3 separate regions of the Mus musculus genome follow, and all the other regions are linked to region 1. The links are chromatin loops, found by intact Hi-C in ENCODE. Cell type or tissue: left cerebral cortex. All regions are shown on one strand. Each heading gives the region's core, and the rest is flanking DNA. Links, peaks and the distances in the headings are about the cores only.

What was found. A loop is a pair of places that touch in the nucleus more often than their neighbours do. Peaks named below come from ENCODE experiments on the same cell type or tissue, not always from the same donor. Only the 100,000 strongest peaks of a DNase experiment are listed, where the experiment ranks them.
Region 2: a loop joins it to region 1, with 4 times the contacts of the local background. A loop is called at or near these places in 10 of 42 quality-filtered maps.
Region 3: a loop joins it to region 1, with 10 times the contacts of the local background. A loop is called at or near these places in 4 of 42 quality-filtered maps.

What each region holds. Positions count from the first base shown.
Region 1 is chr3:133,311,829-133,317,125 of GRCm38, reverse strand. All of the region lies in intron 1 of Ppa2 (pyrophosphatase (inorganic) 2), which reads right to left. Among named protein-coding and RNA genes, the nearest start is that of Ppa2, 4.4 kb to the right of the region's middle. In left cerebral cortex, for the core only: a CTCF peak has its summit at 2,475 (motif pointing left); a DNase peak (open chromatin) is centred at 2,465.
Region 2 is chr3:135,207,762-135,213,058 of GRCm38, reverse strand. Cenpe (centromere protein E) reads right to left here and starts at 496. Exons shown (of 46, transcript NM_173762.4): 1 at 345-496. The coding sequence starts at 400. In left cerebral cortex, for the core only: a CTCF peak has its summit at 2,385; a DNase peak (open chromatin) is centred at 952; H3K4me3 peaks cover 549 bases; H3K27ac peaks cover 434 bases.
Region 3 is chr3:134,235,097-134,240,393 of GRCm38, reverse strand. It overlaps Cxxc4 (CXXC finger 4), which reads right to left and starts at 3,899. Exons shown (of 4, transcript NM_001004367.4): 1 at 3,708-3,899; 2 at 3,507-3,582; 3 at 1-991. The coding sequence starts at 734. In left cerebral cortex, for the core only: no CTCF peak of the experiment used is centred there; DNase peaks (open chromatin) are centred at 2,767, 3,331, 4,210, 4,391 and 3 more places; H3K4me3 peaks cover 4,000 bases; H3K27ac peaks cover 3,245 bases.

The DNA.
Region 1 (5,297 bases), core at 410-4,409:
CACTTGCTCCCGTTACTCTCACCCTCCATGTATAAGAATGTGTCACCACCGCCATGACTCTGTAGTATAATTTCAAATCAGGTATGGAAATACCTCCCACAGTATTCTTTCTGTTTAGTATTGCTCTGGGTCTTTTGTGTCTCCCCATAAACTTTTAGATTGTTTGTTCTATGTCTGCTGAAGAATGGCTTTGGAGTATTGACTGGTAGGATGGTTATTTCCACAGTCTCTTTTCTGCTAATCCATGAGCACTGGATGTCTTTCCATCTTCTAGGGGCTCAATGTCTTTCTTCAGTGTCCTAAAATCTTCATTGCAGAGGTCTTCTGCTTCCTTGATTAGGCTTATTTCCAGGTGTGTGTATATCTGTGAGTGTACTATGAATATCGTACATTACAGGTAAAATGAAAGCAGTGAGGTGGAAGACTGGGGTAGAGGGGTTTGAGGAGGGAAGGGTGTGGGAGGACGGGGTAATGTGTCCTTAGGGAGGACTACCCTAAAATACACGTGAAAAAAAGCCATTGGTAAACCCACGATCCTTGACTTATTGAAGACATATAATTGGAGGATGGTCGAATACATGGAATATGGAAGAAAATGGGAAAAATATAGGGGTTAAGGATTAAGTGGGGATGAAGAAAAGAGACGCGGGAGAAGAAGAGAGGTCATAAATACGCTAACCAGAACTATGGATGTGAAAAAGCTCTATGGAAAACCACTAGTTAGTGAGCTCGCTTAAAAATCTAATTTAAAAAGGGGGAGTTTGAATGAAGTACCCTACCTGAGTGGACAATGGCACTTCCAGAAGACGGCTATAAATAAAGGTCTCAGGGCAAGGCGTGGGATACCCTGCTATTGAGCTTTTTGGTCACGGATGCCCCAGAGGTCTTCAACCACATAGGCTATTGTCAGGCCCTTATTTACCTACTAGAGCAGTATCATAAGACCCATTGCTGAAGACACCACACACTTTGGCTGCAGGACACAGGCTAATTAAAGTCAAACCTAACAGAGAAACCTCCTCCCCGCTGGCTAGCTTTCATGCTGCGAGAATGTTCTCTGCAGGCTGCTGGGGCAGAAAACACATTCCCGCTCCTCCCTAACACATTCCCGCTCCTCCCTAACACTGAACACTGACGTGCCAGGTAAGACCATGCTAGAGAGACCCTGAGCTAAAAGATGTCATCGAAGGTCAGAGGCACCATGCATCATGACACAGTTAGTTCAGCCAGGTAACTTGTCTGAGGTTAGAAAGCCTGAACTGAAACCCAAAGGCCTTGCTTGCTGGCCTGCACCTGTCACCACAGCATAGAAGAAGCTTCTAGAAGCTTCAGGAACCACCCTATAGGGTACTTCCCTGGCTGAACGCCATGAAACTCCAGAGCTACGGGGACAGTGGCTCTCGGCCTTCCTAAGCCTGTGACACTTTGATACAGTTCCTCATGTGGTCGTGACCCCCAACCATAAAACTATTTCCAGTGCTACTTCAGAACTGTAACTTTGCTACTGTTATGAATAATAATGTAAATATCTGATATGCAGCCCCAATGAAAGGGCCACTAGGGTCACAATCCACAGGTTGAGAAACACTGCAAGAGGCTGTTAACAATGTTCTAAGAAGTGAGTCGCATGGCTCAAACGTTTGGGACATGTTGCCTTATGTCCGAACTCTTCAGAACTTTAATGTGTACATTATTATTCTCCAAGATGGCAGTAAAATGAAATGTTTTAGTTAAGCCACAAAACCCTAAGTTTGAAGGCAAAACTAATGCGTAAAATGGACGCAAGTGTTCAAGAAAGCACAGTTTGGGTTACCGGGTCCAAGCCTCTCGCTCCACGATTTATAAAATGACGTCAAGAAATGTAAAGGGCAGAGACAAGGGTTCAGCAAGTCACTAAGCAAGGCCACGGGGCAGAGAGGCGTGGCAGTCCCCGACTCGCTTTCCCGGCATCACCCAGTTTCGTGTCTCTACATTTCTACATATTCCAATTTTTAAAAAGCATTTCATCAGCCAATTATTCTTATTAATTTGGAGGAAAAAAATTGAAGCTCAAAAATGCTCCGTCTGCAACTGTATCAATATCTCAGAGACTTGGAATATGTGTAAAATACGGGCTATGTTTCCATTGCTGAACGATGACTTTCATCCCTAACTCTGGCTTTTCTTCAGTTGAAACAGAACACCCTTGAATTGCTCATAGGCACCAGCACCAAATGCATCCAGGTTGGGTCCTTTTTTATATAATTTTATTTATTTATTTATTTTGATATTACAGTGAGTTACTGTAATGAGTAAACGAAACTAGGAGTTAGCATTTGCATCTCCTGTCCCCCTTCAACCTCTCCTTCAGTGACTGTGACTGTCTGGATTAAAAGTTCCTCATCTCCTCTTCCCCAGCTCACCCTCAAGTAGATTGACTGCCTTTTCAGCCGCCCCTTTCAGCAGTCCCGGGCCACTGGTGCCCTCTGGTGGTAGGTACAGGAATTGTCTAACTCCACTTTCCAGTAAGAAGCCATTTGAACCCTTTCCCCAGATAGCGCCCAATTTTATTCGGATTTTTGCCATTTGCTGCAGTAAAACATTTTGTCTGTTTTTCCCTTCTGTTCCGCCCTACTCACTCTATTAAATAAAAAATAATTTTTACTTATGACATCCTAGTTTCACAATAATCTTATGTATATTTGATGCTAAAAACAAAAACCAAAAAAACCGAATTACAGGGTAGCCTCAGAGATGCTGTCACAGATCTTGTCCAACACAGAGTACTTGAATTTCTACTATGAATGCATTCAATGCCTTGAAGGAATACTAGTGCTGCTAGGACCTTGAGAGGATTGGAACAAGGTGCGCTGCTTCCTCCTAAGACAGAACTGCCCCCAGCAGCACACAGCAGAACCAGGATTAACACCCAGGCCTCCCCACCCCAAATGCAGTGCTTGGCCAACTGTGCAGTAGATTGCAGGCCCTCAAACAGCTTTTCTCTGCCTTTTTTACATTCTCCACTATCAGTTATCTTTTTTTTTATTTTTGAGGGCAAGGCATGGAGCTGTACTTCAACCCCTGCTTGCTCAGCACACTTTTTGTAGACTGCGCCCTGACCTAGGTAGGTTGTATCTCATTATAGCAGTAGTTTCAGGTTAAGCTGTACCCTGAGAAACTCCATTCTACAAGCAGAATTTGACTCCCTTTTAAGTCCAAATGCGGGGAGGCAAGAGGACTCTGCACCTTGGTGAGCAATTAAACAACCAGCTTAATAACCTGCATTTGCTCTCCAGGACCCACATGTGTTACTGGCATGTGCATGTATGCATACACACACATATGTGTAGCTGGCACATGCATGCATGGACACACACATGTGTAGCTGGCATATGCATGCATGGACACACATGTGTAGCTGGCACGGGCATGCAGGCATACACACACATGTGTGGCTGGCATGTGCATGCAGGCATACACACATGTGTAGTTGGCATGTGCATGCATGGACACACATGTGTAGCTGGCATGTGCATGAATGCACACACAAACACACACAAGTGCTACAACATCCTCCCATGGATGCCATAAAGAAAAGCCTGTTTGCAGAAGGTGTGGGGAGCCCCACACTGGGAACCATAGACACTGTATTTCTGCATTGGGGTTTCTAGTCCCATTAAAAGAATCTAGAAACAGACTTGAAAGGAAGTGTGATGACAATCGTTTTAGAAATTGAAGAAGAATCATCAGAGGTTGCAGGCTGTGGATTGGGGCAGCTCCCTGGGAGAAGACTGGGAAGAGGAAGAGAGAAAGCCATAGCTGGTGAGCAGCCACGTGGTGAGAGGGGGAGGGATAGCTTCAGAAAGTCTGGAAAAAAGAAATAACTCTGTTTTCCAAGTAACTCAGAAAAGTGGGCAGGCTCAGCAGTGCTCTGTAAGCTTCGATGCTGAGTGAGGGTGTCTGGGAAGGATAAGTACAATAGCCTTATTACACATAAAGGGCATAATTATTCCTCCCATCTCCTTAGCATAGCGCTAGGCGCATCAGCCTCCCTGACAGCCAGTCTCGGCGAGGTGACTGACAGGCCCAGATGGATTAACTCTTATGGGAGTTGACATAATGTTCTAATCTTTGGAGAACACCAGCAGGTCTTATCTCCACCCAGGGCCAAAGGTTCATTCTTTTGGATAGGAGGAAATTGCTTTTCCTCATTGAGCCCCTACAGAGCTGTATATCCATCCTCAATGGCCTTGAAGAATGACATTCCCCCTCCCGTTCCCCCCCCAACAGTCTCTAATCTCTTAGAAGATGGGAAGAGAATGGGAAATAGAAATAACTCATTTTTGTTTTGTTTTTAATGAAAACCTAGAGATCCAGAATGGATTAATGTCCGGACCAGACTTTCAATCACACCTTCCTTCATAGGTGGCTTCCAGAACAGAAGTCAGAAGAGATGAGGATCCAGGGCTCCCTTCCAGCACTCCTGACCAGGAGACAGACAGCTCCCACTGTCCCTGGGGCTTCAGGTGCAGCCTCCTAGAATTCTTCTGGCCCACTCCCTCTCAACCCTTCACATGGACAACCTGACTTAACCACGAAGCTCAGCTCAACTCTGACCCCGTGGCTCTCGGCCTGGTTCAAACCTCTGACTTATCTGATTTCCCAGCACCTTGAACAAACACCTGCAGTGATTCTCTCTGCATCTGCAACAGCCAGTTTCTGCCTTTTTGTATAGACACTGGGAAGCCCTAAAACAGCTACAGCCTCTTTTAACTCTTCTGCAGCCATTCTGTAACCTACACATAGAGATGTATTTACCACAGGGTGTGTATGCGTGACCTTGGAGTTAGCAGTAACTAAGATTGGAATCGAGAGCCTGGTTTGAGCTGGGGAGATAACTAAATTGGCAAAACCCTTGGCTGTGCAAGCAAGCAGTAGGATGTGAGTTTGCTCCCCAGAACCCAGGTAACAAAACCAAGCAGGATGGTGCATGCTTATTGTCCCAGTCCTGGGGAGGCAGAGACCAACAGATCTCGGTGGCCCCTGGCCATCTAGCCTCACCTACCTCCAGATCAGTGACACGCTCTGCCTCAAAAAATACAATAAACAGCACCCAAGGATCAAGACGTCATACTGCTGGCATGCACCTGTGCACAAAGAACCTGTGTTTGCCTGCGCCAGTAGTCAGGGGTAAAGTGGGGCTCCATAAACCCCATGCAGCGTCTCAATTTACTGTTATTCCATTAATTCTGTCACCGTAGAAAGACTACTGTGTTTCTGATAGGAGACATTCATGACATATTACTGCACTTATTGAA
Region 2 (5,297 bases), core at 840-4,839, 1.9 Mb before region 1:
CTTAAATGCAAGAAATAATCAATTTTGAGAATCTCGCCTATCGACCACCCGTTTAATACCAATTTCTCAAGCTTTAGCATCTCTAGCTGAAGGCCAGAAGCCAGCAAACCCAGTAGACTTCATCAACCCCCTCTTGTCTTTTCTTTCTGGCATTCCCGACCTTTTCCCACTACTGAACATTCACTGTCTCCGTCCATCAGGCGAGGACGGCAGTGTCCCCTGAGCAGAACTACGCGCAGTCGGACCGTGTTTTCGGGGAAACGGAGTCCTGCACCCGGGTGTCGGTGTGACTCGGGGCAGCGCGGGCTGGGACGCAGGTCCCCACGCCGCCCCAGGCCGCCTACCTGCTGTTGAGGGGTCGCACACGAACACAGACAGCCACTGAAGCCTCCTCGGCCATCCTGTCCGCTGCAGACTAAGGGAAACGAAGGAGAGCAACGGCGCCGACCGAGCTCCCGGGCCGCCCCGCCTTTAAGTTTAAAATGTCCTCAAGGTTGCAGCGGATTGGGTGGCGCAGCGTCATGACGTCACGGGACAGTCCAAGTGCTGCGGCGAGTGGGGGTTGCGGGGGGAAAGGCGGGGCGAGTCCATGGATGGGGAAGGCGGGGGAGACTCAGAGATCCCGGAACTGAGAGCCTCAGAACTCAGCTGGAGAGAAGTTTTGTGTTAGAGTCACGCCTGCAGAACAAAAGAATTATAATCTTAAAAAACAAACAAACAAGAACTCCAGACTAGACCAAACCAAAAAAAGCTTTCGTTTTGTTTTAAAGCCTCCAATGGGAACTCACTGCCCAGCCAGGAAAGGAAGATTTTCTTTTCTTTTGGAACTGCTTTGAGGCGTTGTTGTTTCTTTTCTTTAACTTTCATTTCTCTGGACGGTGAGTGTAAGAGCCTCATGTAAGGGAGAGAATCATTGACACCTGGGAAAATGTTGTGGGGACATGACAGTGCTGCACACTAGAGCATGGATTACCCGAGAAATCCCCAGTACTAGGCATGGAACACTTCTTTTCATGTTGGTTAGAGTAATCCAAGAGGCTCCCAAAATAATAAAGCTACGCCTTAGGGACGAGGCTTCTAGCTCAGAAACAGCTGGAATTTTCTAATTCCCGACAAGTCTGAAGTATGTGGTGTCTCCAGGCAACAATGACTTAACCTTCAGCCTCAGGGAGGCAACCAAGGACAATTTGGGGATGTCAGTTCTCTCCTACCACTAGGTTCTAGGGATTCAACTTTAGCTTGGCAGCCAGTGACTTTACTCACTGAGCTATCTTCCCTGCCCTGTTTTAACTTTTTTTTTTTTTTTTAAAGTGGGCAAATATATATTTAGCTGTAGGGAACAAACTTATGAAGGGGAAGAAATGTTATGTCATTAAAGGCTCAGAGGCAAGGAAGGGATTTTTTAGAGCAAGAGTATTATTTTCACAGCTGTGATTTTGTCACACTGTCTTTGCTAACATTATATAGCAGGCAGTATTTATTAAAGATTGACTGTATTCCACTATATGATCTATGCTGTTCATCAAGAGATAATTATTAGAAGGAAAAAGAGAGGGACTGAGAGGGTAGCAGAAGAGGTGAATTTGACAAAAGGACGTAATATTCAGGTATGAAAATGTCATAACAAAATGAAACGTCTTGTACAATTAATATACACTAATGAGAAAGAGATGGTGCTTGATGGTTCAAGGCCAATGGGGGCAGTTTAATCAGTCTCACAATAACTGAAAAGGGGGCCGGAGCTGGGGAATCCTGCATCATTCTGTTCAATTCCTAACAGTACAGAAAAAGAGATATTCATTGTGAAACTGTTTTATGTTGTGCTTTTTTTTTTCAAACCCAGATACCAATTGTTTGATTTTACCAAAGAAGCCTAGGGAGCCAGATGCTGGGTATAAAAGCCTGCTAGCTCAGAGAGTCAGAGGAAGCACCCCGCTGACCCTCCTCCTCAGCTGATGTTCCAAAAGGAAGCTCTCCTTCTCAAAAACCCCTCAATTTCCCTTCTATTTCCTGTGCGTCTCTCTATCCGTCCTCCTGACTTCCTCTTATTTTCCATTAATAGTCCTGTTCTAAGTAAATCCAAATGGCTGTGATCAAAGGTGTGTGCTAGGGCTGACCCACACCACAACTACAAACAGATGTTTTCCAGTAAATAACCCAATCTTGGGGTTCTCAGTGTGATCAAATGTCCTGCAACAATGTTGAATATTTTTCCAGGCTTAGAAAACAACAAGCATGACTACAGCAGAGTATATGTGGCTTCTTATTCTTTTAGAAGCGGTAGTAATACGCACAAGTATCTCTGTCTCTCCCAGGGTAGAGAGAACAAAAGACATTAGTGAGCATGAGAGCTTCTCATGAAAGGCACTCTTGTGGAAGAAGCAGGCAGTGCATAATAAATAGCAACATAACGATTGCATTCTTTAGAAATCATCTTTATTGATACGAAAGCGGAGGGAAAGTTCTCTGTTATAACTAAGGAACTGAAAGCTTGATACATTGGGATAGCTGCTAGTCAGAGCCATAGGGGTTTACTTAGAAGTTCACAAGAACAGAGGGGCTGCACTCAAACAAGTGGATATTCATTAGGTATCATAGTTTAAACTAGACTTTTTACTCCAAAGACACGATCTTAGCTAATGTTGTCATTGTATCATGTGTAGGTCTGTACTGGCTGGTTTTGTGTCAACTTGACACAACTGGAGTTATCACAGAGAAAGGAGCTTCAGTTGAGGAAATGCCTCCATGAGATACAACTGTAAGGCATTTTCTCAATTAGTGATCAAAGGGGGAAAGGCCCCTTGTGGGTGGGACCATCTCTGGGCTGGTAGTCTTCCTCTGGCAGGCCGAGCAAGCCAGAGGAAGCAAGCCAGTAAAGAACATCCCTCCATGGCCTCTGCATCAGCTCCTGCTTCCTGACCTGTTTGAGTTCCTGACCCTGACTTCCTTGATGATAAACAGCAATATGGAATTGTAAGCTGAATAAACCCTTTCCTCCCCAACTTGCTTCTTGTATCATTCTTGTTTGTGTAGGAATAGAAACTCTGACTAAGACAAGGTCCAAGTTATTTTTTTTTTCAGAGTCATCTGGATAACAAGGACAGAAGACACATTTGAGCATTCGTTCGCTCTTGCTGCTGTTGCTTTATGAAAGGAGCTTAATTTTGCTTCAGTGTTAGAATTTCTTTTTTTCGAGACAGGGTTTCTCTGTATAGCCCTGGCTGTCCTGGAACTCACTTTGTAGACCAGGCTGGCCTTGAACTCAGAAATCCGCCTGCCTCTGCCTCCGGAGTGCCGGTATTAAAGGCGTGCGCCACCACGCCCGGCTCAGTGTTAGAAAAAAATTAGCAAAGTGCCTGATGTTGACGCGGCACACCTACCTCCTTCCCAGTACCTCAGAGAAAGAGGCAGGTGGATCTTTGTGCATTTCAGGATAGCCTGGTCTATAGAGCTAGTTCCAGAACAGGACAGCCAAAGATAGACAGACAAAACCTGTCTGAATGTGGTGGCTCATACCTTTAATCCCACCCCTTGGGAGACAGAGGCAGGTGGGTCTCTGTGAGTTCAAGGACAGCCTGGTCTCCTGAGCTAGTTCCAGGACAGCCTGGGTTACACAGAAGAACCCCATCCATGACCACTTTGACTGCTGAACTGGAATCAGTTGCTAACCCAGCCCCAGACTCAGCTTCCTTGAGTACCTGGGACACATAGGTGTCTCTGTAAGGCTTCCTTCTTGTGAGTCTAGCAGGTTTCTCAACCTCTGGACCTCTCAAAGGCAGAGCCTGAAGGAGGGTTAAAGCATAGCATGACCCTCCCCACCCCCAAGGCACGTGGAGATAAATCTCAGAGACCTTGGTTGGAAGGTGCACTAGAAATGTTCCTAGGCAAACTCTTCTTTCACCGAGCCTTGAGGCTGAAGGACTTGCATGGCCTTCATGACAAGAAGGCTTGACCTATCCTTGTCTGCTAGCTTCTGATGTTTGGACACTTGGACACCCTTCTTGGCTCCCATCGTTTCCTGCTGAAATAGGAGTCTGTAGATCATAACCTGGTTCTTCTTGGGCAACAACACCATAGTGGCTGTGGAGTTGAAGGCTGAGGTAGAAAAGCTCAGTTTATGTTGCTGTAACTAAACTAGCTGCCAGCGGCAGCTTATGGGAAAGAAGATTTGTGTTGGCTCATACTTTCAGAGTCTCAGTTCATCGGGTGGGAAGAGCAAAGCAACGTTGATGCAGAAGAAGAATGTAGCAAGGGCTACTCACATCATGGCCGATCACCTGGCAGGGAGGGAGGTTAGACACAGGAACGGTACAACCGTCAGGGGCCTCACTCACAAGACTTACATTTAACATTTAAGACTCCGCTCCTACAGGCTCCGAAACTTCCCAAAACTGTGCCTCCAGCCAGATACCAAGTAGTCAAATTGTGATCTTGTGAGGAAACTTTTGATTCAAAGCTTAAAAACAATTTTCTCTTAAAATGTGCTTGTTAAGTGATTGTCAGCCTCCCAGTTGATGGCAAGCCCATCCTTCCTGTTATCTAGGACAACTATGGCGTAGTGGTGTGCAGCTCACACTCTTTGCTATTAACGTCTATGATCAGCATACGTGGACATTCTTTAAGGGTTGCCACAGATACTCCAGAGCATAACCATCTCTGACTGCTTCTACTGATGACTGGTCCATGGATGTCTCTATGTGTCGACTCCTACCCATTTCCACTGTTGGTCTACTCTCAGTGAAACAACTTCAGTGACTTTAAAAACATGTCAGTCATGTCACTGTCTCCAGACACCCAGTGTTCCCTCTTTACTCTCATTCCCTTGAGGATGAAACTCAGACTCTTCTAGTGGTGCCCAGATCCTGATCGGTTTCCTTCTCTCTCTCCGTCTTTCTTTTTTGGGGTGTTTGTGTGGGACATTGGACCTAGGGCCTCACACTATGATAGACACATGCCACATGGCCTAAGCTACATTTGCAGTCCTCACGTTGGCTCCTGGCTATGCCCTGGCCTCACTTCCTATTACTCTCTTGTATCTCTCCTTTTGGTACACACTGGAGAACAGACCCCTATCCTCTTCACTGGCTGTTCTATGTGGCAGACAGGCTGCTGCCCAGATAGGCTGCTTCCATGTGAGTCTAGGCTCTCCACAAACATACCTTCTTGGAGCTTATTCTCTGTACAAAATAACAGCTCCCATGTCTCCTGCTTCTGTTTTGTTCTTCTTTATACACTTTATTTATAACCTTCAGAAATAACATTCAAAAAATTTATGTCTATAAAATTGGTGTCCTCAT
Region 3 (5,297 bases), core at 840-4,839, 920 kb before region 1:
GAGATGCCCCCTAAAGCCGGGATAGCGGAAAAAGTCCCCACCCGCTCGGGGAGATTCATTATCTCTGCTTCAGCAGCGCCGCATTTGAGCTTGTTCATGCATTCCCCCGCCAAAGGTCTGCAGTGTTCGGGGGATAAGGTGGAGAGGAAATTAGTATTTGCCATTTGCAACGACGGCTCTGGCGGACAGCCAGCCTTCCCCAGCCGCTGGGAGTCGTTCCGGTGGTGCATGCTGGTCCTGCCGCCGCCGCCGCCGCCGCCGCCTCCGCCGCTGCCACCGCCGCCGCCGCCACCGCCACCGCCGGCGGCGGGGAGGATCGCCGAGGAGGAGGCGGAGGAGGAGGCGGCGGCCGAGGAGGATTTCCTGCCGGCCCCGCCGCCCCCACCCCCGCCCCCACCGCCTCCGCCGCCGCCCCCGCTGCCCCAGAGCATCGCGGTGGCGGCGGCGGTGGCCGCGTTGTCGCAGTTCCACGGGGACATGCCGATGCGCGCGGCGGCCGCGGCGGCGGCGGCGCTGCTGGGGAAGATGGGGGTGGTGATGCGCGCGATCTTGGCTGCCTGCGGGAAGGCGCCCCCGTTGGTCTTGTAGAAGGAGGTGGCAAAGGAGCGGTAACGCTCCATCTCCGAGTTGTAATCCACAAGGCTGTTCAGGGCCCCCTCGGGCAGGTGGCTTTCCTTGGGCAAGCCCGGGGCCTCCGGGCTCGGCCCGGGCTCCACGCAGACATTGGTGTTCATGGTGCAGGGGGGGAAGAAGGGGTGCAGGGTGGAAGTGGGGACCGCCTGGTCCGACACCTGGGTGGGAAAGGGGGAGAGGTGGGGGGAAGGGAAGCGGGTGATGGTGGGGTCGGGGTACGGGCCGGGCCGTGCAGGAAAGTGGGATCCGGGTGGGGAGAGCAAGGCGAGGGCTGCTCTAGTCCTCTCTGGGGCGCATGTCCACAGACGGTGACTTCCCAAGCAGCGTCTTCCTTTGCATTATCCTCCAACTGTTACAACTAAAATAAAGAAAGTCATTCCAACGAGCTGCACCAGAAAAAAATTAAAAATAAATAAACAGCCGCCCTCGCTACCCCACCGCAGACACCACAGAAAGCTCCCACGTTCTCCAGTCGGGTCGTTTGCATAACAATCATCAAGACGTGACCCCCCTCGCCCCCCCAACACTCCCAAGCCCTGCTCCCTCCCTCTCTCCCGACAGCACACCGCACAGCTCCTCCCCCTCCCCCTATTCTTGTAACCCTCCTGAGAAAAAATGTATTAATAGCTAGAGTACCCAGGGAAAGAGGAAAGACAGGGGTGACAAATGCCGAGGGAAAAGGGCAATTGGAGTGCTAAAGACATGCAAATCAGGGGTGGGAGGGCGATACTACCTATAAGCAGAGGGCATTTAAACATTATGAAATGTGTGAACAAGTGCTGCCTGGGCATGCAAATGCTGTAAAGTAGAAACAGCAATGGCCCTATGAGGAAAACGAACCGGAAATTAGCAAATGAAGTACTGAGAAAGTCTACAATACATCCGCGCATAAACTGTAAGCAAACACAATACAACTGAGAGCTACAAGACTGCCCACATACAATTTGAACCAAAGAGGCAGGAGGGGGGTGGAAAAAAAGAACTACCAGCTGCCACAGTGTCCTTCTGTGTCTGCTGTCATTAGTTTGAATCCCAGCACAGCTGGCTCTGTTAGGGTCTTAATTCAATGGACCAAGGACAGGTCTCAATTGTACAAGCCATTTGGTGGCAGGGGCAAGGTGGTGCACCACTCGCTTTAAAAAGGGAGGAGAGATAGAAAGATGGAATGTAGGTAGGTAGGTAGGTAGGTAGGTAGGTAGGTAGGTAGGTAGGTAGAAAGAAAGAAATGTATAGATAGATCTCAAATACAAGCAATGTCACAGGCTCAGAACTAAGTGTCTGCTGCTCCTATAAGAATACTCCCAATCATTTCTAATGGAGATTGCTGTGTCTTCCCAAGAAAGGAGGAAAGCAAGGGAGTTTTTTTTTTTTTTTTAAATCATTCACCAACACTGATTTTTGCATAAAGAGAAGGGAGATTCCTTCAGGTGTTTTTTTATCCAAAGAACTGTTAAGATGTTTTTTTCCCCCCTTTGCTATTTTTTAAGAGGAAAGTTTAATGCTAACTGGGTATTTGCATTTCTCTCTCTGCTTACAGGCCATCAATAAGCATTAGGAAGAGGGGTTCTGCTTGTTTATTAAGGGTGAGAGCTATATCATATCCTTCTAAGAATTAAAGCAAAAATATAAAATGTATATTCACCTTAAAAAAACAGTTTCTTTGTTTCCCTATTTATTTTTTTCTTTGCCAGAGTACCTTTCTCTGGCTTCTTCTGAAGCCTAGAGGTTGGTGTGGAATTAAAACTGAGGGCCTAGCAATCTCTGTCTCAAAATTTCAGAGTTTCAAATGCATATCAATTATAGTCATTATGCTTATAATTAGATTAATGAAGCATTATGTCCAAACTTCAAATTTGAAAACTTCAAGGTCTACTGATGAGGCACCCTAAAAAAAGGGGGGTTTATGTAAACAAATCCCTATTAGGCAAAGTAAAGCAAGATAAGGAACCTCCCTCCGGCTGGATTAGAAACTGGCAGGCATCCTTCAATCACAGCAAGTCCCTAATCACTCAGGCACCACCTCTGTGGTTTCACATTAGGGAAAACTGCTCCCTTCTGAGGCCTGATGACAATACAAAGGTGCCCCCCAAATCCTCCTGGCTAAATATTCCTGACACTTGCTAGGGTCTGGGGGGAAAGACACAGTAAGAATACACATACAGCTTCCGTTTCTGTGAATTACATTGAAGATGCAAGATCATAATAACTGCTAGTCACTAGAAACTAGTTCCGCCAACCATGCAATGGGCATCATCCCACTGAGGGGAGGGGACACTAACATTTTAGTCTTTTGACCTTGTTCCAAATAAAGAAGGGATCTAATATCCCCCTTTCAGAGTCTTAGCATGGTGTTTCCAAACAAGCTGTCCTTGCTTCTCCAATTGCTACTACCTCCCCCCCCCTTCCCTCCTCTAGGTTCAATACCACCAGAAACTGTAGAAAAGGATTGTGCCCAGCATCCAGGTCATTATTGTTTAATCAATGCATCCCTGGAGCATGAAAAAAAGGTACCTAAGCCACAGCTATTGTTTGGCTTTTATTTAGCAACAAAATAAAGCACACACCAATAACTATAGTTCTAACACCAAAGCTAAAATAAACATCCATACTTCATGATCCTGCTTTGCCTCTGAACAATGTGACTGTACATGCCTAATACTGTATGTCTGATCTACCAGAGACATGGAGATCAAAGGTCATATTTAACATTCAGGAGGAGGGGCCGGTGCAGATTAATTAATTAATTAATACAGTCACGGTTTTTATTGCTGGAGACCAGCATTAATCTACTTTTACAATCCCACCGGACAGCAAACATTTAAGAGAGAAAGAGAAGCGGGGAAGCCAGAGGAAGAGAAAGAACAATCACTTACCAGTCTCTTTTTATTTGGGGAGCCTTAGAATTTACAGACGCTGCCAGTCTGCCTTTAATTAGTTGCACATCACCCCCTAACACAAAGAAACACAAATCCAGATGTGTCTTGGCAGCTCCCAATTACAACTTTAATACTTGTAAACAAACTGTTGGGAATGGGGGGGTGGGGTAAATAAATATGCGGATGAAAAAAAAATACCTGTAAATGGCTTTTTTTTTTCTTGTTGTAGAGAGGAGGAGGAGATGGTGTTAGTGGAGGGGGTGGAAGGAGGAGGAGGTGGGGGTGGAGAGGAAAGCGCCGAGTGTGAGCGTGTGTGGGAGAGCGCGGGGCTGTTGTCGGTGGTCTCTGCTCTTCCCGGCGCGTTGCTCCCGGTCCGTCTCCAGTCGCTGTGTGCGAGGGAGGGAGGGAGGGAGCCGGGGAGTCTCTCTCTCTCTCGCTCTCTCGCTCTCTCTCTCTCTCTCTCTCTCTCTCTTTCTCACCCCCCCCCCCCTCGCTCTGTTTGTGTGTGTGCGTGTGTGCGGTGGCTGGGGGAGGGGAGCGCGGAGAAAGGCGAGGGAGGCGGTGCGGAGCCGGGGGCGGGGGCGGGCCGAGGTGAGCAGGACGCAGGGCGCGGACACCTCCCGATGATTGGCTGCAAATTACACGGGGAACAAGAGGCGCACGCGGGCCAGCGCTCCTTTTCACAAATCCCCAGCTCGCCGGCGCGGCCACGTTTCCCGGCTCGCCCGCCACCCCGCCAGCCTCCGGCGCGGCGAAGGATTTGCTTTTTTTTTTTTTTTTTTTTTTTTTTTTTTTCTTCTGGCAGATAATTGTTTGGAAGGGATGGAAGAGAGGGCGTTCCCGCCCCTCGCGCCCTCGCTCTCTGCGGGTGTGTTTGTGCACGCTGGGCGGGGGGGTGTGTAAATAAACTTGTCTGGGTTCCCTGGCTGAGCTGGGAAGAGCTGTGCCAGACACAGAGGGGAGGTCCTGTGTGCTGCAGGAAGACTCTCTCAGTTTCACATCCCGGTCGCGTGCTTTTAAAGGATCTTCCTGGCGGGGCCGGGAGAGACTCTTTAAAAGAGAATCATTATCGTTTTAAAGTAAGGGGGAAAGGGACTGGTGTTCTGCTGGTTCGAATCCCTGAAATGTTATTATGCCGGAATGTAAAAAATTTGATGTGATGCTTGACCGGTCTCAGTCTGTGACTGCCTTTCTCTCTTCTCCCACACCGCCTTCCATTCCCACTGTGTCCGGGTCTTCCTGCCCTACAAAGCTTCGCCCTCCCCCTTTACTCTTTCATCCGGTAATTCCAAGGAGTCAAATATCTATCCCACCTCCCTAATTTTAATTCCAAACTTTACTTTCATATCTAAATGATCTCTTTTAACTAATTTTAATGTGATGGGCATTTTTACTTCCCATCACCTGGGGAAAATACTTCAAACTGAAAGATAAGTATTTAGCACACATCGCATATAAATAAAACTCATAAAATCCAACTATGAATTAACCCCTTCCTTCCTGCCTCAAAGAAACCGAGATACACTAAACACATGCTGTCCACACTGAAAGAAACAGGCATGAAATAGGATGTAAATGTTTAAGTCCTTTTAAATGTGATTCTTTCTCCTTTCCCCCTACCCACTTGGAAGGGATTTTGAGAAGGGATCTCACACTGTATCCCAGGAATTTCTAGAATTTGCTATACAGCTCAGGCTAGCCTGGTTCCCTTCTTGGCAGTCATCCTGGCTCAGACTCCCCAGTGCTGGGGTTCTAGACCTGTACCACAATATGTGACTCTGAATGAGT